Regions from separate parts of the Homo sapiens genome. Here region 1 is linked to region 2. A link is an interaction called in ENCODE POLR2A ChIA-PET data of the cell type or tissue named here. Cell type or tissue: HepG2. All regions are shown on one strand. Each heading gives the region's core, and the rest is flanking DNA. Links, peaks and the distances in the headings are about the cores only. Region 1 overlaps SPMAP1 (sperm microtubule associated protein 1). Region 2 holds the start of CDK12 (cyclin dependent kinase 12).

The links. Peaks named below come from ENCODE experiments on the same cell type or tissue, not always from the same donor. Only the 100,000 strongest peaks of a DNase experiment are listed, where the experiment ranks them.
Region 1: POLR2A ChIA-PET joins it to region 2 with 5 read pairs; 4 of 35 experiments call an interaction of 5 or more read pairs at or near these places.

What each region holds. Positions count from the first base shown.
Region 1 is chr17:38,828,698-38,840,197 of GRCh38, forward strand. It overlaps SPMAP1 (sperm microtubule associated protein 1), which reads right to left. Exons shown (of 3, transcript NM_001080465.3): 2 at 8,444-8,543; 3 at 6,389-6,649. The coding sequence ends at 6,492. Among named protein-coding and RNA genes, the nearest start is that of SPMAP1, 7.0 kb to the right of the region's middle. In HepG2, for the core only: no CTCF peak of the experiment used is centred there; no DNase peak of the experiment used is centred there.
Region 2 is chr17:39,452,755-39,464,254 of GRCh38, forward strand. It overlaps CDK12 (cyclin dependent kinase 12), which reads left to right and starts at 8,732. Exons shown (of 14, transcript NM_016507.4): 1 at 8,732-10,363. The coding sequence starts at 9,318. RefSeq lists enhancers at 8,509-9,433, 8,794-8,843, 8,934-8,993, 9,159-10,358, 9,384-9,513. In HepG2, for the core only: no CTCF peak of the experiment used is centred there; a DNase peak (open chromatin) is centred at 5,257.

The DNA.
Region 1 (11,500 bases), core at 3,005-5,504, 630 kb before region 2:
GTAGAGAGGAGGTTTCACCATGTTGGCCAGGCTGGTCTCCAACTCCTGACCTCAAGTGATCTGCCCACCTCGGCTTCCCAAAGTGCTGGGATTATAGGTGTGAGCCACCACACCTGGCCAAAATCTTGTACGTGAATGTTCATAGTAGCCGTTATTCATACCAGTTAAAACATGGGGGAGGCTGGGCATGGTGTTTCATGCCTGTAATCCCAGGACTTTGAGAGGCCAAGATGGCCAGATCATTTGAGGCCAAGAGTTGGAGACCAGCCTGGCCAACATTGCAAAACCCTAAAAATACAAAAATTACTAAAAGTAAAAAATTAGCTGGGTGTGGTGGTGCACATCTGTAATCCCAACTATTCAGGAGGCTGAGAACCCAGGATTTGGAGGCTGCAGTAAGCCAAGATTGTACTACTGCACTCCAACCTGGGCAACAGAGTGAGACTCTGTCTCAAAAATAAAGTAGGGCAGAGAATCAAAACATATCCATTACCTGATGATGATGAATAGATAAAGTATGGTATATCCACACAGTGGAATATTATTTGGCCATAAAAAAAGAAGTACTGGCTACACATGGTGGCTCATGCCTGTAATCCAAGCACTTTGGGAGGCTGAGGCGGGCAGATCACGAGGTCAGGAGATCGAGACCATCCTGGCTAACACAGTGAAACTCCATTTCAACTAAAAATACAAAAAATTAGCTGGGCGTGGTGGCACATGCCTGTAGTCCCAGCTACTTGGGAGGCTGAGGCAGGAGAATCGCTTGAACAGGGGGGCGGAGGTTGCAGCGAGCCAAGATTGCACCACAGCACTCCAGCCTGGGTGACAGAGTGAGACTCCATCTCCAAAAAAAAATAAAAAAGAAGTACTGTTAAGAGCTACAACATAGATAGACTTTGAAAACAGTATGCTAAGTGAAAAAAGCCAGTCACAAAAGACCACATGTATCATTCCATTTATAGGAAATTTCTATAATAGGCAAATCAATAGAGACAGAAAGTAGATTAGTGGTTGCCTAGAGATGGGTAGGTTGGGAGGAAATAGGAAGTTGACTGCCAATGGGTATGGAGTTTCAGTTTGGTGTGATGAAATTGTGCTAAAATTGATTGTATCGATGGGTGAACAACTTTGTGAATATACTAAAAATGATTGAATTGTAGGCTTTTGTTGGCTGAATTGCACGGCATGTAAATTATATCAATAAAGCTATTAAAGAGAATCAGTATTACTTGCCATAAATAGAATGGAAACTAAAAATGACTTTTTTTTTTTTTTTTGAGATGGGGTCTTGCTCTGTCCCCAGGCTGGAGTGCAGTGGCACGATCTCAGCTCACTGCAACCTCTACCTCCCAGGTTCAAGCGATTCCCCTGCCTCAGCCTCCCAAGTAGCTGGGATTACAGGCACGTGCCACCACACCCGGCTAATTTTTTATATTTTTTAGTAGAGATGGGGTTTCACCATGTTGGCCAAGATGGTCTCAATCTCCTGACCTCATGATCCGCCCGCCTCGGCCTCCAAAAGTGCTGGGATTACAGGCGTGAGCCACCGCGCCCGGCCTAAATATGACATTATTAAACACTAACTAGATACATTTTATTTTTCTTGAAATGGGTCTCAATATGTTGGTCAGGGTCTAAATATATTGGTTAAGCTGATCTCGATTCCTAGACTCAAGTGATGCTCCCACTTCAGCCTCCAGAGGAGCTGGGATTACAGGCTGGAGCCACCACTGTGCCTGACAGGAGGAATTCTTATTTGGTGCCAGCTCTCTAACACTTCTAAATCTTCTAAATCCAAAGTGCAAGGATTACAGGTGTGAGCCACCACGCCTAGCCAATCTCCCTCTCTTTTATTCAAAGAGTGTACAGTGCTGGGCATGGTGGCACATACCTATAATCCCAGCTACTTGGAAGGTTGAGGCAGGAGGATCACTTGAGCCCAGGAGTTGGAAGCTACAGTGAGCCGTGATTGTGCCACTGTAGTTCAGCTTGGGTGACAGAGTGAGAGTCCATCTCTTTAAAAAAAATTTTTTAAACGACTTTTTTCTTAAGTTACTGAGGATAGGAAAGGGAATAATTTTTTTAATTCTGTGATTCAGTGTTTTTGTCTATCTCCAGTCAAATTGCAAATGCCTGCAGTACCCATCCCACACTTGGGACAAACAGACACAAGATGTGAAGCTGGGCACGGTGCTCACACTTGTAGTCCCAGCACTTTCAGAGGCTGAGGTGGGAGAATCACTTGAGCCCAAGAGTTGGAGACCAGCCTGAGCAACAAAGCAAGACCTCCTCTCTACTTATGTTAAAAAAAAAAAAAATTAGCCAGGTGTAGTGGCATATGCCTGTAGTCCCAGTTGCTGGGGAGGCTGAGGCAGGAGGATTACTTGAGCCCATGAGTTTCAGGCTGCAGTGAGCCGTGGTCATGCTACTACACTGCAGCCTGGGTGACAGAGCGAGACCCTCTCTCAAAAAAAAAAAAAAAAAAAGATGTAAAGCTGAAGTACACCACCCAGAATGTGACATATGCCCCTTCCATTTAAGCAATAAGCAATTCTTTTTCATCTTATTTTATTTTATTTTATTTTTTTGAGAGGGAGTCTTGCTCTGTCGCCCAGACTGGAGTGCAGTGGCCTGGGTTCACGCCATTCTCCTGCCTCAGCCTCCTGAGTAGCTGGGACTACAGGCATCCACCACCACCACACCCAGCTAATTTTTTGTATTTTTAGTAGAGACGGGGTTTCACCGTGTTAGTCAGGATGGTCTCAATCTCCTGACGTCATGATCCGCCTGCCTCGGCCTCCCAAAGTGCTGGGGTTACAGGCGTGAGCCACCGCGCCTGGCCTCCTTTTCTCTCTTTTTTCCTTCCTTCCTTCTTTCCTTCCTTTTCTTTCTTTCTTTCCTTCCTTCTTTCTCTCTCTTTCTTTTCTTTCCTTCCTTCTTTCCTTCATTTTCTTTCTCTCTTTCTTTCCTTCCTTCCTACTTTCTTTCCTTCTTTTCTTTCTCTCTTTCTTCTTTCTTTCCTTTCTTCCTTCTTTCTTTCTTTTCTTTCTTTCCTTCCATCTTTCTCTCCTTTTCTTTCTTTATCTTTCCTTCCTTCTTTCCTTTTCTTGCTTTCCTTCTTCCTTCCTTTTTTCCTTCTTTTCTTTTTTTTTTCTTTTGAGATGGAGTCTCACTCTGTCACCCAGGCTGGAGTGCAGTGGCGCGATCTCGGCTCACTGCAAGCTCCGCCCCCCGGATTCATGCCATTCTCCTGCCTCAGCCTCCCAAGTAGCTGGGACTACAGGCACCCGCCACCACGCCTGGCTAATTTTTTTGTATTTTTAGTAGAGACGGGGTTTCACCGTGTTAGCCAGGATGGTCTTGATCTCCTGACCTCATGATCAGCCCGCCTTGGCTTCCCAAAGTGTTGGGATTACAGGCGTGAGCCACTGCTTCGGCCTCTTTTTTTTTTTTTTTTTTAGGAGAGAGAGTCTCACTCTTTTTGCCCAGGCTGGTGCAATCTCGGCTCACACAATCTCCACCTCCCAGATTCAAACGATTCTGGTGCCTCGGCCTCCCAAGTAGCTAGAATTACAGGTGCACGGCACCATGCCCGGCTAATTTTTATATTTTTAGTAGAGACGGAGTTTCACCATGTTGGTCAGGCTGGTCTCAAACTCCTGACCTCATGATCCACCCACCTCGGACTCCTGAAGTGCTGGGATTACAGGCGTGAGCCACCGCACCCGGCATTTCTCTCTCTCTCTCTCTTTTCCTTCTCTCTCCTTTCTTCTGTCTTTCCTTCCTTCTTTTCTTTATTTCTCTTTCTATTCTTCCTTCCTTCTTTCTTTCCTTCTTTTCTTTCTTTCTCTTTCTTTCCTTTTCTCTCTTTCTTTCTTTTTTTTTTTCCCAGAGTCTCACTCTGTCGCCCAGGCTGGAGTGCAGTGGTGCGATCTTGGCTCACTGCAAGCTCCGCCTCCCGGGTTCACGCCATTCTCCTGCCTCAGCCTCCCCAGTAGCTGGGACTACAGGCGCCCACCACCATGCCCGGCTAATTTTTTGTATTTTACGTAGAGACAGGGTTTCACCGTGTTAGCCAGGATGGTCTTGATCTCCTGACCTCGTGATCCACCCGCCTTGGCCTCCCAAAGTGCTGGGATTACAGGCGTGAGCCACCGCACCAAGCCTTTTTTTTTTTCTTTCGACAAAGTCTCGCTCTGTCGCCCAGGCTGGAGTGCAATGGCGCGATCTCAGCTCACTGCAACCTCTGCGTCCCAGGTTCAAGCGATTCTCCTGCCTCAGCCTCTCAAGTAGCTGGGATTACAGGCGTGCACCACCACGCCCGGCTAATTTTTTGTATTTTTAGTAGAGACAGGGTTTCACCATATTGGTCATGCTGGTCTTGAACTTTTTTTTTTTTTCTGGACAGAGTCTCACTCTGTTGCCCAGGCTGGAGTGCTATGGTGCGGTCTCGGCTCACTGCAACCACTGCCTCCCGGGTTCAAGTGATTCTCCTGCCTCAGCCTCCCGAGTAGCTGGGATTACAGGTGCGTGCCACCACACCCGGCTAATTTTTTGTATTTTTAGTAGAGACGGGGGTTTCACCATGTTGGCCAGGCTGGTCTCGAACTCCTGACCTCGTGATTCACCCGCCTCGGCTTCCCAAAGCACTGGGATTATAGGCGTCAGCCACCGCGCCTGGCCCTGGCCCTTCTTTCATGTTTTAATTCGAGGCAGCTTTGCATGTACTAAGTTTTCAAAAGTACGTGCATTTTTATCTATACTCTGACACACACCCAATTACCAAATTGTGTTCACAGCTCTGTCAGACTCACTCACAGATTTAGAATCTCCTCAGGGACTTGGTCTTAATTGAAGACAAATGAGGTCCCAGATGGGCTTTTTGTCCTAAAGGTCAGCTGGAATGTGGGAGGAACAATTTCAGCACAAGAGCAAGTTGAAAGTTGCTTCATCTTTTCAGGTGATACTGTGGCTGACAGTATTTACTGTTAAATGGAGTGGAAGTGAGAAAACACCACAGAAGGGGGCACCTAGATTCGAACCGGGGACCTCTTGATCTGCAGTCAAATGCTCTATCCCTGAGCCCTACCCCCTCTACCTGTAATAAGCTTCTTCCGTGTCCACTTACGGTGACTCAATACAATCAAGTTCCACCCACACGAGTTCTGGCAAGCTTTGTGTTCTAAAGCCCCACCTTCTTAATTATCCATCATCTGCTTTGGCTTTTCCCTTGGCCACCAATAAACTGAAAGGGAACACTTGAAAAATGACATCCTGGGCCGGGCAGGTGGCTCACGCCTGTAATCCCAGCACTTTGGGAGGCCGAGGTGAGGTCAGGAGTTCGAGACTAGCCTGACCAACACGGTGAAACCCCGCCTCCACTAAAAATACAAAAAAATTAGCTGGGCATGGTGGCAGGCACCAGTAATCCCAGCTACTAGGGAAGCTGAGGCAGGAGAATTGCTTGAACCCCGGGAGGCAGAGGTTGCAGTGAGCTGAGATCACACTACTGCACTCCAGCCTGGGCTAACAGAGTGAGTCTCTCTCTCCTTCTCTCTCTCTCTCTATATGCATATATATATACATAAACATATATATATATACATAAACATATGTGTATACACACACACACACACACACACACTCACACACAAACATATATATATGTTTAGTAAAGACAGGGTTTCGTCGTGTTGCCCAGGCTGGTCTCAAGTGATCCACCTGCCTGAGCTCAAGCAATCCTCCCATCTCGGCCTCCCAAAGTGCTGGGATTACAGGCGTAAGCCACGGAGCCTGGCCTTTGCTCCGTTCTTTTTTTTTTTTTTTTGAGACGGAGTCTTGCTCTGTTGCCCAGGCTGGAGTGCAGTGGCGCGATCTCGGCTCACTGCAAGCTCCGCCTCCCGAGTTCACGCCATTCTCTCGCCTCAGCCTCCCGAGTAGCTGGGACTACAGGTGCCCGCCACCAAGCCCGGCTAATTTTTTTGTATTTTTAGTAGAGACGGGGTTTTAGTGTTAGCCAGGATGGTCTCAATCTCCTGACCTTGTGATCCACCTGCCTTGGCCTCCCAAAGTGCTGAGATTACAGGCGTGAGCCACAGCGCCCGGCCCTTTGCTCTGTTCTTGATGGAAACAATAGCCAGCTCTGACCTGGGGCCCTGCTGATAGCTGGGGAAGTGCTTTATTGAGGTTGAGTAGTGTGGCTCCTTCTTATCCCACTGGTAGGGGAGAACTGAAGCCCCTCCTTTCAAACCTGGCACTCGTTGGTATGGAGTGCAAGGGCGTAGGCCTGAGAAGCCCTTTCTCCTCTCACCTTCTCTCCAGAGGGAAGAGAAGCTGAGGGTAGAACTGGCTCCATCCTCTAATCTCAGGGAAGAAACAGCACACGTGGAGACACAAATTAATTTTTTTAACGTAAAATAACACTAAGAGTTCATCTAAACATTTGTCTTAGAAATTCAGGTCGATGGCTATGAAGGGAAAAGATGCTGTTAGAACAGAGGGAAGTGGGTGACCTCTCCGAAGACGGACGTGCTCTGACGGAGGGCTGGAGTGTTCCTGCGGTAGCCAAACCTTCCATTGAACCCATCGATCGGTTTCAGATCAGCATTGTAGTGGTCATGCCCAGTCACCTGCTGGAGAGAATGCCCTTGGGGACAAGGAGAGAGAGGCCTGAGCCTGCATTCAGCCCACCTCTTGGCTTCCCCATTCCCCTGGGTGTGGTATGGGATGCCAACCAGGCGTAGTCACTTGCATTCCCCATGCTGAACACGCAATCCACAAGTGTCCTGAGACTCTGGGCTGAAAAGCCAAGGGCTGGTGAGGTTGAGGGGCAGAAGGCTTCCTAGAAATAAAACCCCGCACCAGGAATAATTGCAGGAAAACTGTGAATGGTTTGTGCTGGGACAGGAAGGGCCAGAAATTCTGGGCTTGGCAAAGCTTGCCTTTCTCCCACAAGAAATGAGAAAAATCTCACCCTTGCCTCTGACCCATGTGGAAAAAATGGATGAGATCAAGATCAATTGAGCCAAATGGCACAAAGTATCATGTGACTAGAGGAGTGGCCCAGGATGGTGGAGCCAGGCTGGGAGGAGGGTTTACCCTGTTAGAAAAATATCTCTCAACTCTTTCCCATTGTTGTTAACCTGGGCCTGGAAAATGAGCAGGATGCAGCAGTGAGGGGAACAGGGGCTTCAGAGTTGGGAAGAGCAGAATCTTTTTGTTTGTTTGTTTTTGAGACAGAGTCTTGCACTGTCGCCCAGGCTGGAGTGCAATGGCGCAATCTCGGATCACTGCAACCTCTGCCTCCCGGGTTCAAGAGATTCTCCTGCCTCAGCCTCCTAAGTAGCTGGGATTATAGGTGCCTGCCACCACGCCCGGCTAATTTTTTGTATTTTTAGTAGAGACGGGGTTTCACTATGTTAGCCAGGCTGGTCTCGAACTCCTGACCTCGTGACCCGCCTGCCTCGGCCTCCCAAAGTGCTGGGATTACAGGCATGAGCCACTGCACCAGGCCAGGAAGAGCAGACTATTAATCCCAGCTCAGCCCTCTTGCCAAATTACTTTAACTCAAGAAACTTGTTTTCCTACCTGTGCCATGGGGTTAGTGTGAGGGTGAAAAGTGCCCAACAAATGGCTCATGTCTGTAATGCCAGCACTTTGGGAGGCTGAGGCCAGAGGATCACTTGAGCCTAGGAGTTCAAGACCAGCGTGGGCCACATAGGGAGACTCCATCTCCACAAAAAATAAAAAATTAACTGAGTGTGGTGGTGCACACCTGTGGGCCCAACTGCTCAGGAGGCTGAGGTGGGAGGATTGCGCAAGCCCAGGAGGTCAAGACTGCAGTGAGTAGTAATTGTGCTACTGCATTTCTTTCTTTCTTTCTTTCTTTTTTTTTTTTTTTTTTTTTTTGAGATGGAGTCTCGCTGCATCGCCCAGGCTGGAGTGCAGTGGCACGATCTTGGCACACTGCAACCTCCGCCTCCCGGGTTCAAGCAGTTCTCCTGCCTCAGCCTCCCAAGTAGCTGGGATTCCAGGTGCGAGCCACCACGCCTGGCTAATTGTTTTTTTGTATTTTTAGTAGAGACAGGGTTCAACCAGGTTGGCCAGGCTGGTTTGGAACTCCTGACCTCAAGTGATCCACCCGCCTCAGCTCCCAAAGTGCTGGGATTACAGGCGTGAGCCACTGCACCTGTCCGTGCTACTGCATTTCATGCATTCCAGTTTGGGTGATAGAGTGAGACCACGTCTCAAAAAAAAAAAAAATGAGGTCTGACATACAGTACTGGTGCTTATTAACTAATATTAGGGGGCACTGTGGCACCATCTGCTCATGTATGTGAAGAAAAGCTGGAAGGATGCAGTCCCTTTGCCTCTTCCCCTCAACCAGGCCTTGCTATGGCCCAGGAACCATGATGAGGCTAGAAATGGAGGCAGCACTTGCCTGTCCCTGCCCAATTTCTCCTGTTGAGGTATCTTTGTCCTTGCCCGAAGATGTGGATGTAGTCTACTATCCAGCCATCCCTTCCTGTACCGCCATGATCCTGAAAGTGGGCAAGAGAAAGTGGGCAAGAACACTGTCAGCCACAATGCTGAGGGGGACACAGTGCAAACTGCCCTGGGGTTTGCTGTGGGGATAGGGAAGAGGTCAGAGCCTTAGGTAACTGGTGCAGACAGATTAAATATATTTAAGAACCAGACCGGGTGCAGTGGCTCAGGCCTCTAATCCCAGCACTTTGGAAGGCCAAGGTGGGTGGATCACCTGAGGCCAGGAGTTCGAGACCAGCCTTGCCAACATGGTGAAACCCCATCTTTACCAAAAATACAAAAAATTAGCTGGGCATGATGGCAGGCGCCTGTAATCCCAGCTGCTCAGGAGGCTGAGGCGGTACAATTGCTTGAACCCCGGAGGCAGAAGTTGCAGTGAACCGAGATCCTGCCATTGCACTCCAGCCTGGGCAACAAGAGCCAAACTCCATCTAAAAAAAAAAAAAAAGAAAAAAAGAAAAAGAAAAAGAAGAACCTATTGCCTCTCCGGGAGGGGCAGTTGAGCTTGGCAGCTGAAGGCTCAGTTTCTGCTGCCAGACAGGCTGGGTTCTAACTCCAGCTCAACCATTAACAGGCTTTGTGACCTTGGGCCAATTACACAGCTTCTCTGGGCCTCAGTTTTCCCATCGGTAAAAGGAGTATTGCTGTGAGGTTTGTTTTTTGAGACACAGTCTTACTCTGTCACCCAGACTGGAGTGCAGTGTTGCCATCTCGGCTCACTGCAACCTCCGCTTCCTGGGTTCAATTATCCTGCCTCATCCTCCTGAGTAGCTGAGATTACAGGCACGCGCCACCATGCCCGGCTAATTTTTGTATTTTTAGTAGAGACAGGGTTCACATATTGGCCAGGCTGGTCTCAAACTCTTGAACTCAAGTGATCCACCCGCCTCGGCCTCCCAAAGTGCTGGGATTACAGGATTGAGCCACTGTGCCTGGCTTGCTGTGAGACTTAAGTGATTTTGTTCAGATAAAGGGCCTGGCATAGTAAAGTTTAATAAATGTTATCTTTATTTAAATGAAAATAATACCTACCACAAATGGTGGTTTTGATAATTAAATAATACTTTTAAAAATTAAACAGATTGGCTGGGAGCAGTGTAATCCCAGCACTTTGGGAGGCCAAGGCTGGAGGATCTCCTGAGGTCAAGAGTTGGAGACTAGCCTGGCCAACATGGCTAAACCCGGTGTCTACTAAAAATACAAAAATTAGCCAGGTGTAGTGGCTCATGCCTGTAATCCCAGCTACTCAGGAGGCTGAGGCAAGAGAATTACTTGAACCCAGGAGACAGAGGTTGAAGTGAGCTGAGATCGTGCCACTGCACTCCAGCCTGGGCAATAGGGCGAGACTCCACCTCAAAAATAAAATAAAATAAAATAAAAGATTAGCTGCTGGGCATGGTGGCACACGCCTATAGTCCCAGCTACTCAGGAGGCTGAGACTGGAGGATTGCTTGAGCCCAGCAGTTCAAGGCTGCAGTGAGCTGTGCCACTGCACTTCCAGCCTGTGTGACAGAGTTGCACTCTGTCTCAAAAAAGAAAATTAGAAAGCCTTTTTCAAGGCCGGGTGCGGTGGCCCACGCCTGTAATCCCAGCACTTTGGGAGGCTGAGGCAGGTGGATCACTTGAGGTCAGGAGTTCGAGACCAGCCTGGCCAACATAGTGAAACCCCGTCTCTACTAAAAATACAAAAAACTAACTGGGTGTGGTGGCGGGCGCTTGTAATCTCAGCTATTCAGGAGGCCGAGGCAGGAGAATTGCTTGAACTTGTGAGGCAGAGGTTGCAGTGAGCTGAGATGACGCCACTGCACTCCAGCCTGGATGACAGAGTGAGACTCTGTCTCAAAAAAAAAAAAAAAAAAAAAGGAAAGAAAGAAAGCATTTTCAAAATATGTATACCCTATCATTTTCAACCTTTTAAATACTCAAGTTCTTCCTTTTCCCCTCCCCAGACTCTGGTTCCTTCTGTCGTAAAATTACGAGTCGATGCCAGCATGGTGGCTCATGCCTATAGTCCCAGCACTTTGGGAGGCCGAGATGGGCAGAACACTTGAGCTCAGGAGTTTAAGACCAGCCTGGGCAACATGGTGAAACCCTGTCTCTGTAGTCTCAGCTACTAGAGTGGCTGAAGTGGGAGGATCGCTTGAACACGGAAAGCAGAGGTTGCAGTAAGCCAAAATTATGCCACTGCACTCCAGCCAGGGTGACAGAACAAGACCCTGTCTCAAAAAAAAAAAAAAAGAAAAGAAAAGAAAAGAAAAATTGGGCCGGGCACGGTGGCTCACACCTGTATCCCAGCACTTTTGGAGGCCGAGGCAGGCAGATCACAAGGTCAGGAGTTCGAGAACACCCTGGCTAACACAGTGAAACCCCGTCTCTACTATTTTTTGTAAAAATACAAAAAATTAGACGGGCGGGCGTGGTGGCGGGCACCTGTAGTCCCAGCTACTTGGGAGGCTGAAGCAGGAGAATGGCGTGAACCCAGGAGGCAGAGCTTGCAGTGAGCCGAGATCCTGCCACTGCACTCCAGCCTGGGCGACAGAGCGAGACTCCGTCTCAAAAAAAAATTAAAAAAAAAATTACATGAGTCAACACATGTGTGACTCATGTATGTCCATATACATGCACTGCACAGACCTATGCAAACAAACATTTGGGACTATACACACACACACAAATCCCGAAGATTTGCTCACAGAATAACCCCATGAGTCTTCCTGTCTCTTCCCCACACCGCTTATACGTAGAAACACAAATACTGGAAGCAAAATGTTGGGGGAAAAATTGAACCATCAGCAAACAGTCTCGGAATCTTTGATCTGGGGGGTTGGTGGAGGAGAACTCTGCTGGGAAGGGGCCTACACCTAGGAGGGAAAAGGCCAGGGGGAGGAACTGAGGTCCGCAGAGGTTTGAGAGGTGTCCCTCCCATCAGACCAAAGAACCCGGAGAGCAAGCC
Region 2 (11,500 bases), core at 3,985-6,484:
TAAGTGTTGCTAGGAAATTTTTAACTTTATAAAGCTTATAAATAAACTTTACTAACTTCTGGTTACAGAATGGAATGAGAAGTTATCATTTGTCATCTGAAAATGCAGATGAGAGACACCATTGGAAAAGTTCTACTCTAGAAGATAAGAGAGCAATGTCCTTTGGGAGGCTGAGGCAGGTACTTGAGATCAGGAGGTCGAGACCAGCCTGGCCAAAATGGTGAAACCCCATTTCTACTAAAAATACAAAAAATTAGCCGGGTGTGGTGACACATGCCTGTAATCCCAGCTACTGGGGAGGCTGAGGCAGGAGAATCGCTTCAATCCGGGAAGTGGAGGTTGCAGTGAGCCAAGATCGTGTCATCGCACTCCAGTCTGGGCAATAAGAGCAAGACGGAGTCTGAAAAAAAAAAAGAAAGCCATGTCATTAAACAAGAAAAGTATTCAAGGTACATATAGGAACAGTATACATAGGAAAATGGGTACAATGGGCAAATTGTAAGTGACTAAGCTTTGAAGGAGGCGCCAAAGGACTCTTTTTTTTTTTTTTTTTTTTTTTTTTTTTTTGAGACAGTGTCTCGCTCTGTCGCCAAGGCTGGAGTGCAGTGGCACAATCTCGGCTCACTGCAACCCCCGCCTCCTGGGTTCAAGCAATTCTTCTGCCTCAGCCTCCCAAGTAGCTGGGACTACAGGTGTATGCCACACCACCCAGCTAATTTTTTTGTATTTTAGTAGAGACAGAGTTTCACTATGTTGCCCAGGCTGGTCTCGAACTTGAGCTCAGGCAATCCACCCACGTTGGCCTCCCAAAGTGTTACGATTACAGGCATGAGCCACTGTGCCCGGCCCAGAGGACTCTAAACCTAAAATCTAAACTAACAAATTGGTTTGTTGGGGAAAAAGAGCTATTGAAACTTTAGTTAAATATTTCTTCTTGTGTACAGCCTAAATGGAAACTTTCTGACTTGTTTTAGTAGATTTGCAGGCTAAGTATTGCCATCACCTGACTGATCACTTGGGGTTCACAGAGTTGCCCTGACTCTCTGCCCTTGAAGGTTATGCAAATAAAGCAAATGGAGCAGTCCTGGAATTTCTGAGTTCAAAGTTTTTCTGTATAATGAAGCAACCCTTATTTTACAAAAGCACAGATTGGATCAATACCTGCAGTTTACAGTAGATATTGTATTTTAAAATTTAGATACAGCCTGAGATTTTCTGCTGCAGAATTTTATTCACCAAAAAGAGGAATACCATGTTAGGGAGATTATCTAAAAGAAAGAGAGAGAGAGAAAGAAAGGAAAAGAAGGAAGGAAGGGAGGGAGGGAGGAAGGAAGGGTAGTTCAATACAAAGTACTGGTTTAGTATGTAGAAGTGAGGTGTCCCGGCTCCAGGCACTTTCTACACTTAAGTGTCAACATGGTCCAATCTAACTCCTTCTCAGTGTCAGTTTAACCTATATTAGATGTCGATAATAAGTGGCTCACGCCTATAATCCCAGCCCTTTGGGAGGCTGAGGTGGGTGGATCACTTAAGGTCAGGAGTTCGAGAACAGCCTAGCCAACATGGCCAAAGTCTGTCTCTACTAATAATACAAAATACAAAATAATACAAAAAAATTAGCCGGGCATGGTGGCGCATGCCTGTAATCCCAGCTATTTGGGAGGCTGAGGCAGGAGAATTGCTTGAACCTGGGAGGTGGAGGTTGCAGTGAGCCAAGATCCTGCCAGTGCACTCCAGCCTAGGCCACAGATTGAAACTGTTCTCAATAAGCATAATAATAATAATAGGCCTGGTGCGGTGTGGTGGCTCATGCCTGTAATCGTGCCACTGCACTCCAGCCTGGGCGACAGAGGGAGACTTAGTCTCAAAAAAAAAAATAAAAATAGTAATAAAAATAACATAATTTCATTAGTTTATTTATTCAATTGAAATTTATTGACGGGATTAAAAGAGTTCCGTGAAAAATTTTAAAGTGCTATAGAAATTCAAGATATTATAAGTTCAAAGTTTCAGGGATAAAGCTTCATTCTTTCATTAGTTACTGGTCTCTAATTGGCTTCAAGAGGCAGTAACAGATAATTTTGAAAGGTTCAGCCAGGTGCAGTGGCTCACGCCTGTAATACAAACACTTTGGGAGGCCGGGGCGAGCAGATCACGAGGTCAGGAGATCAAGACCATCCTGGCCAACACAGTGAAACCCGGTCTCTACTACAAATACAAAAAATTAGCCGGGCATGGTGGCAGGCACCCGTAATCCCAGCCATTTGGGAGGCTGAGATAGGAGAATGGTGTGAATCCGGGAGGCGGAGCTTGCAGTGAGCCGAGATCGAGGCGAAGCTTGCAGCGAGACGAGATCGCACCACTGCACTCCAACCTAGGTGACAGAGTGAGACTCCGTCTCAAAAAAAGAAAAAAAGTTTCTGCTGGTGTTTAATCTGGATAATCAATTTAATTCTTCCAGATTTTGACACATCACCGATGCCTTCTGTCGTCTTCACTTTTCCATTCTACTGTGGGTACATCGTGAATTAAAAACTTGATCTCAGCCAGGCACAGTGGCTTGCACCTGTAATCCCAGCACTTTGTGAGGCCAAGGCGGGGGGTGATCACAAGGTCAGGAGTTCAAGACCAGCCTGGCCAAGATGGTGAAACCACGTCTCTATTAAAAATTAAAAAAAAATCATCTGAACATGGTGGCAGGCGCCTGTAATCCCAGCTACTGAGAAGGCTGAGGCAGAGAATTGCTTGAACCTGGGAGGCGGAGGTTGCAGTGAGCCGAGATGAAGCCATTGCACTCCAGCCTAGGCAACAGAGGGAGACTCCATCCCAAAAAAAAGGCCAGGCATGGTGGCTCACACCTGTAATCCCAGCCCTTTGGGAGGCCAAGGCGGGTGGATCATGAGGTCAGGAGTTCAAGACCAGCCTGATCAACATGGTGAAACCCCGTCTCTACTAAACATACAAAAATTAGCCAGGCATGGTGGCGTGTGCCTGTAATCCCAGCTACTAAGAAGGCTGAGGCAGGAGGATCGCTTGAATCAGAGAGGCAGAGGTTGCAGTGAGCCAAGATAGTGCCACCGCACTCCAGCCTGGCAACGGAGCAAGACTCCATCTCAAAAAAAGAAATTAAAAATAAAAACCTGATCTCATTTAAAAGACAGAAAAATCAGGGTGAATTTTATTGAACTCATGACAACAAACCCATGCCAACACTTACTATGGCTGACTGGTCACTACATTTAATCAGCCCAGGAAGTCTCATGCCATCTGTCATCATGTAAAACATTCAAGGCCAGACACAGTGGCCCATGCCTGTATTCCGAGCATCTTGGGAGTCCAGGTGGGAGGATCCCTTGAGCCGAGGACTTCAAGAGCAGCCTGGGCAACATAGCAAGACCCCGTCTTTACAAAAAATAAAAAAAAAATTAGCCAGGCTCTGTGGCTTACACCTGTAATCCCAGCCAGGAGAGGCTGAGGCTGGAGGATTGCTTGAGCTCAGGAAGTGAAGATGGCAGTGTGTCAGCCGGACACAGTGGTTCACACCTGTAATCCCAGCCCTTTGGGAGGCCAAGGTGGGTGGATCACCTGAGGTCAGGAGTTCGAGACCAGCCTAGCCACATGGCGAAACCCCATCTCTACTAAAAATACAAAAATGAGCCGGGCATGGTGGCAGGCGCCTGTAATCCCAGCTACTCAGGAGGCTGAGGCAGGAGAATCACTTGAACCCAGGAGGTGGAGCTTGCACTGAGCCGAGATCGTGCCATTGCACTCCAGCCTGGGGGACAAGAGCGAGACTTCATCTCAAAAAAAAAAAAAAAAAGACTGCAGTGTGTCATGGTCATACCACTGTACTCCAGCCTGGGCAACAGAGCAAGACCTTGTCTCAAGAAAATAAATCCAGGTTGTCCTGGCAACACTGTACTCCAGCCTGGGCAGCACAGCAAGACCTTGTCTCAAGAAAATATATCCAGGGTGTCCTATCCTCCTATAGCGGTGAATAAGGAGTGTTCACAACTGAGTTCCAGTACTTGTGTTTTTCTTTTCTTTTCTTTTTTTTTTTTTTTTTTGGAGACAGTTTCACTCTTGTTGCCCAGGCTGAGTGCAATGGCACCATCTCATCTCACCGCAACCTCCACCTCCCGGGTTCAAGCAATTCTCCTGCCTCAGCCTCCCTAGTAGCTGAGATTACAGGCATGTGCCACCACGCTGGGCTAATTTTTGTATTTTTAGTAGAGACGGGGTTTCTTCTTGTTGGTCAGGCTGGTCTTGAACTCCTGACCTCAGGTGATCTGCTTGCCTCGGCCTCCCAAAGTACTGGGATTACAGGCGTGAGCCTCCATGCCTGGCCCGTGTTTTTCTTTTTTCTTTTCTTTTTTGAGGCAGGTTCTTGTTCTGTTACCCAGGCTGGAGTGCAGTGGCATGATCATGGCTCATTGCAGCCTTGACCTCCTGGGCTCAAGTGATCCTCCCATCTCAGCCTCATAGTAGCTGGGACTATAGGCAAGCAACACCATGCCTGGTTAATTTCTTGTTTTTGTTTGTTTGTTTTTGGTAGGGACGGAGTCTCGCTCTGTCGCCCAGGCTGGAGTGCAGTGGCGTGATCTTGGCTCACTGCAAGCTCTGCCTCCTGGGTTCAAGCAATTCTCCTGCCTCAGCCTCCCGAATAGCTGAGAATACAGGCCCACACCACTACGCCTGGCTAATTTTTTTTTTTTTTTTTGAGACAGAGTTTCTCTTTTGTTGCACAGGCTGGAGTGCGATGGCCCAATCTCGGCTCACTGCAACCTCCGCCTCCTGCGTTCAAGCGATTCTCCTGCCTCAGCCTCCCGAGTAGCTGGGATTACAAGCATGGGCCACCATGCCCAGCTAATTTTTTAGTATTTTTAATAGAGACGGGGTTTCTCCATGTTGGTCGGGCTGGTCTCGAACTCCCGACCTCAGGTGATCCGCCCGCCTCAGCCTCCCAAAGTGCTGGGATTACAGGCGTGAGCCACCAAGCCCGGCGGCTAATTTCTTTTGTATTTTAGTAGAGATGGGGTTTTACCGTGTTGCCCAGGCTGGTCTCAAACTCCTGAACTCAGGCAATTTGCCTGCCTCGGCCTCCCAAATTGCTGGGATTACAGGCATGAGCCACCTTGCTCGGCCTGTCATTTCTTGTATTTTTTTGTAGAGACAGATGTCTCAACATGTTGCCCAGGCTGGTCTCCAATTTCTGGGCTCACGAATTCCTTCCATGTTGGCCTTCCAAATTGTTGGTTTTACAGATGTCAGCCACCACACTCAGCCCTTTTTTCTTTTTGTTAGCCACTTTTTTTTTTTTTTAGATGGATTCTCACTCTGTTGCCCAGGTTGGAATGCAGTGGTGCAATCTTAGCTCACTGCAACCTCTGCCTCCCAGGTTCTAGTGATTCTCATGCCTCAGCCTCCTGAGTAGCTGGAATTACAGGCATATGCCACCATGCCTGGCTAATTTTTGTGTGTGTGTATATATAAATATATATATATTTTTTTGTTGTTTGTTTGTTTGTTTTTGAAACAGAGTCTTGCTCTGTCACCCAGGCTGGAGCGCAGTGGCACGATCTTGGCTCACTGCAACTTCTGCGTTCTGGGTTCAAGCGATTCTCCTGTCTCAACCTCCTGAATATCTGTGATTACAGGCGATCACCACCACGCCTGACTAATTTTTGTATTTTTAGTAGAGATAGGATTTCACTGTGTTGGCCAGGCTGGTCTTGAACTGCTGACCTCAAGTGGTCCTCCCACTTCGGCCTCCCAAAGTGCTGGGATTACAGGCATGAGCCACAGTGCTTGGCCTCTAATTTTTTTTTTTTTTGAGGCAGAGTCTTGCTCTGTTGCCCAGGCTGGAGTGCAGTAGCGTGATCTCCCCTCACTGCAATCTCTGCCTCCCAGTAGCGTGATCTCCCCTCACTGCAATCTCTGCCTCCCGGGTTCACACCATTCTCCTGCTTCAGCCTCCTGAGTAGCTGCGACTACAGGCACCCGCCACCACGCCCAGCTAATTTTTTTGTATTTTTAGTAGAGACGGGGTTTCACCGTGTTAGCCAGGATGGTCTCGATCTCCTGACCTCCTGATCTGCCCGCCTCGGCTCCCAAAGTGCTGGGGTTACAGGAGTGAGCCACTGCGCCCGGCCTATTTTTGTATTTTTAGTAGAAACAGGGTTTCACTGCATTGGCCAGGCTGGTCTTACTCCTGACCTCAAATGATCCTCCCCTCTTGGCCTCCCAAAGTGCTGGGATTACAGGCATGAGCCACTGCTCCCAGCCACTTCTTTTTTCTTGATAGCATTAATTTTACTTCCATAGAAGATCAAAAAGTTGTCGTGGAAAACTTGGTCTTTTTATTTTTTAAATTTTTTTATTATTTACTTATTTATTTTGAGACGGAGTCTTGCTCTGTTGCCAGGCTGGAGTGCAGTGGCGCGATCTCGGCTCGCTGCAACCTCTGCCTCCAGGGTTCAACCTCTGCCTCAGCCTCACGAGTAGCTGGGACTGCAGGTGTGTGCCACCAAGCCCAGCTAATTTTTGTGTTTTTAGTAGAGACGGGGTTTCCCCATGTTGGCCAGGATCGTCTCCATCTCTTGACCTTGTGATCTGCCCACCTTGGCCTCCCAAAGTGCTGGGATTACAGGAGTGAGCCACTGTGCCTGGCCTGATCTTTTTATTTTAGAACCAATATTTATGGACTCAATCATTTAGAGACGGCGGGCGTGGTGGCTCACGCCTGTAATCCTAACACTTTGGGGGCCAAAGTGGATGGAATGCTTGAGCCCAGGCATCTGAGGTCAGACTCGGCAACATAGCCAGCCCTCCATCTCTACAAAAAAATAAAAATAAAAATTAGCTGGGCTGGTGGCCTGTGGCTGTAGTCTCAGCTACTCAGGAGGCTGAGATGGGAGGATCACCTGAGCCCATGAGGGGAAGGCTACAGTGAGTTATGATTGTGCCACTGCACTCCAGCCTGGGCGACAGAGCGAGACCCTTCACACACACACACAAAATTAGGTTAAAAAAAAAAAATGTTTTGGATCGCCCTGTGAGCAAAAGGAACAAGAACATTTACAGAGAGTGATTTTTGAGAATTGAGACTACCTTAATTCAGAATGTTTTCTGGTCCTGAATTTACCAGCTGAACTTCTCCGTTTTGGACAAGCCCCTTCATTTCTCCATGCCTTAGTTTTCTCACTTATACAACCTATTTCAGAGGACTGTTGTGAAGATGGAATGACTTAAGGTAGGCGAAAGTTTTTTAAAAAGTAATAAATGAGGGGCCAGTGTAAGATAGTGTTATTTTCTTGTTAATTAATACTATGCTTTTCTTGTTCATATTATAATCTTTTGTATGAGGATGAAAGGCTAAATTATCCAATAACGGCCATGGGAGGATCTCAAGATGGGATGAGCTTTTAGGTTCTGAGATTTGAAGCAAAGATTGGTAAGGAGACAACACCATAGGATGGAAGAGCTTGTGTTTTAGTCTCAGAAAGACATGAATTTGAATGTTGACTGTGGCACTTGTTGGACCAAATTATTCAACTTCCCTGAGGCTGGGATTCCTTTTCTATAAAACAGGGATGAAAATCTCGTGTTTTGCAGGATAATTGTGAAAATTAGAGATAATGTATGTAAAATTCTTGGCAGGTAGCACACACCCTATATGTGGGAAGCACTGTTAAAACACTCAGGGACTTGGGTTGAAATGTCCCGACATTTGTCTTTTGCTCTGTAAAAAATAATCTCAACCGGGCGCGGTGGCTCAAGCCTGTAATCCCGCCACTTTGGGAGGACCAGACGGGCAGATTGCTTCATTCTAGGAGTTCAAGACCAAGGATCGCGGATTGCTTGAGTCTAGGAGTTCGAGACTAGCCTGGGCAACATGGCGAAACCCCATCACTACGAATAATAGAAACAAATTAGCACGGCGTGGTGGCGCGACTCTATAGTTCCAAGTACTCGGCAGGATGAGGTGGGAGGATTGCTTGAGCCCAGGAGGTGGAGGCTGCAGTGAGCCGAGATCGTGCCACTGCACTCCAGTCTGGGCAAAAGAGAGAGAACTTGTCTCAAACAAACAAAAAAATGGCCCGGCGCGGCGGTTCACGCCTGTAATCCTAGCACTTTGGGAGGCCGAGGCGGGAGGATCACTTGAGGTCAGGAGGTCGAGACCAGCCTGGCCAACATGGTGAAACCCTGTCTCTACTAAAAACAAAAAAGTTAGCCGGGCGTGGTGGCGGGCGCCTGTAATCCCAGCTACTCGGGAGGCTGAGGCAGGAGAATCGCTTGAACCCAGGAGGTGGAGGTTGCAGTGAGCCGAGATCGCGCCACTAACACTCCAGGATGGGCTACAGAGCGAGACTCCGTCTCAAAGGAAAACAAAAAACAAACAAAAAAAAGTCATCCTGGTAGTTAAAAGATTTGTTAAAAAGGATGTTGAAATTATTTTGTCACGGAGCCTGGGAGTGTTTGTTTAATCAGTTACCGATAAAGTTTTGGTTAAAAAAAAAAAACTCGGTTTGTTCCGTTTCAATAAAGCTTTGCTCAAACGGGGAGCTCCGGGAGCTCATCGCGAGACTCAGGTGAAACGCGTTTCTAGTTTGGGACCTGATCTCGCGTTGTTTGATAAGCAGGGGAATGAGGTGAAAGCGAAGCACGAAACATCGCGAGAGGCTACTGGACTCTCGCGACGATTTCTGGGATTGCCCCTCCCCCCTTCCCCAAGTGCCGTTTCGGTTTAATCTAGTGTGTGACTGGGTCTGTGTGAGGGAGAGAGTGTGTGTGGTGTGGAGGTGAAACGGAGGCAAGAAAGGGGGCTACCTCAGGAGCGAGGGACAAAGGGGGCGTGAGGCACCTAGGCCGCGGCACCCCGGCGACAGGAAGCCGTCCTGAACCGGGCTACCGGGTAGGGGAAGGGCCCGCGTAGTCCTCGCAGGGCCCCAGAGCTGGAGTCGGCTCCACAGCCCCGGGCCGTCGGCTTCTCACTTCCTGGACCTCCCCGGCGCCCGGGCCTGAGGACTGGCTCGGCGGAGGGAGAAGAGGAAACAGACTTGAGCAGCTCCCCGTTGTCTCGCAACTCCACTGCCGAGGAACTCTCATTTCTTCCCTCGCTCCTTCACCCCCCACCTCATGTAGAAGGGTGCTGAGGCGTCGGGAGGGAGGAGGAGCCTGGGCTACCGTCCCTGCCCTCCCCACCCCCTTCCCGGGGCGCTTTGGTGGGCGTGGAGTTGGGGTTGGGGGGGTGGGTGGGGGTTGCTTTTTGGAGTGCTGGGGAACTTTTTTCCCTTCTTCAGGTCAGGGGAAAGGGAATGCCCAATTCAGAGAGACATGGGGGCAAGAAGGACGGGAGTGGAGGAGCTTCTGGAACTTTGCAGCCGTCATCGGGAGGCGGCAGCTCTAACAGCAGAGAGCGTCACCGCTTGGTATCGAAGCACAAGCGGCATAAGTCCAAACACTCCAAAGACATGGGGTTGGTGACCCCCGAAGCAGCATCCCTGGGCACAGTTATCAAACCTTTGGTGGAGTATGATGATATCAGCTCTGATTCCGACACCTTCTCCGATGACATGGCCTTCAAACTAGACCGAAGGGAGAACGACGAACGTCGTGGATCAGATCGGAGCGACCGCCTGCACAAACATCGTCACCACCAGCACAGGCGTTCCCGGGACTTACTAAAAGCTAAACAGACCGAAAAAGAAAAAAGCCAAGAAGTCTCCAGCAAGTCGGGATCGATGAAGGACCGGATATCGGGAAGTTCAAAGCGTTCGAATGAGGAGACTGATGACTATGGGAAGGCGCAGGTAGCCAAAAGCAGCAGCAAGGAATCCAGGTCATCCAAGCTCCACAAGGAGAAGACCAGGAAAGAACGGGAGCTGAAGTCTGGGCACAAAGACCGGAGTAAAAGTCATCGAAAAAGGGAAACACCCAAAAGTTACAAAACAGTGGACAGCCCAAAACGGAGATCCAGGAGCCCCCACAGGAAGTGGTCTGACAGCTCCAAACAAGATGATAGCCCCTCGGGAGCTTCTTATGGCCAAGATTATGACCTTAGTCCCTCACGATCTCATACCTCGAGCAATTATGACTCCTACAAGAAAAGTCCTGGAAGTACCTCGAGAAGGCAGTCGGTCAGTCCCCCTTACAAGGAGCCTTCGGCCTACCAGTCCAGCACCCGGTCACCGAGCCCCTACAGTAGGCGACAGAGATCTGTCAGTCCCTATAGCAGGAGACGGTCGTCCAGCTACGAAAGAAGTGGCTCTTACAGCGGGCGATCGCCCAGTCCCTATGGTCGAAGGCGGTCCAGCAGCCCTTTCCTGAGCAAGCGGTCTCTGAGTCGGAGTCCACTCCCCAGGTGAGCTATTTGTCTAACAGTCCTTCCTCATTTAGGGTGGGTTGCGAGGAATTGGCATTCAGCGTGTTAACATTGTCTGGAAGCCCGCAGTGTTCATCATTGACTAGAACACTTTGCTGTTGGCTAGTCATTCCAGTGTGTGAATCTGTCTCCCCTTAACCCAGAATTCGAGAAGTGAAGAGTACATAGGCCTCAAACCGCCAAAGGTAGGTACTTCCAGTGGTGGGGTCTTCAGTTGTAAGCTTCTGAGTGAGAAACGTCAAAGGCTTCTGCTTAGTGAGTGGATGGAGTTGATACTAGTTCCCAGAGCATGTCTAGCTATTTCTGTTGCTTAGTTTTATATTTTTAAAAATCACATTGGTATTTGTGCTTTAGACTCTATGGGACCTGGTTGAAGACTTAAGAAATTGGTATGGAAGTTACTTGCCTAGTTTATCCTATTTGTGTTGTCCACTGAATCCCCAAACCTGTACATTTATTCATTTCCTACTTGGCACTGTTTTAATTATTTACAAAAGATTCCTGTCTTTTAACTGATGTTTTAGTGGAAATTCAGCTGATTAGTCTGTTACCCTTTTAATGGTATAACCTAGCAGAAATTGGTTCCAAGGACAATTTGGTTTTCTTTACAGCATCATCACTGACCTACCTTGTGACCGCTGACAATTTTCAAAATCTTTCTCTAAAACACATAGTAATAATGCCTTCTTTATATTTTTGCGAGAAAGGCATGCTAGTTTGAAATTTTGTTGTTAGAGTGAATTATTTGGAAAACTGTGTTCTTGTTCCTAGGTAATGAGATGTATCTCCTTTGTGGCCTCACTTCTGTTCACAAAAACAGAATGTGGGCTTTAGTTAGACCTTTGTGGAATCCTAATGTTGCTTTGTGACCTTTAGCAAATGAGTTAATTTCTCCTTGCCTGAGTTGCTTCAGGTGTAAAATGGGAATAATAAATACCTACTTTTAAGGGTTGTGATGATTAAATTAGTCAATTTGAAGTGCATAGCACAGTGCCTTGTACATAATATCACTCAGTAAATTATGAGTGAGGATGTTGAACACTGGTAGAGAAATTGTGCTAATTTGAAAAAAATTCATGCATGACTTTTTTTTTTTTTGAAAGACAAGATCTTGCC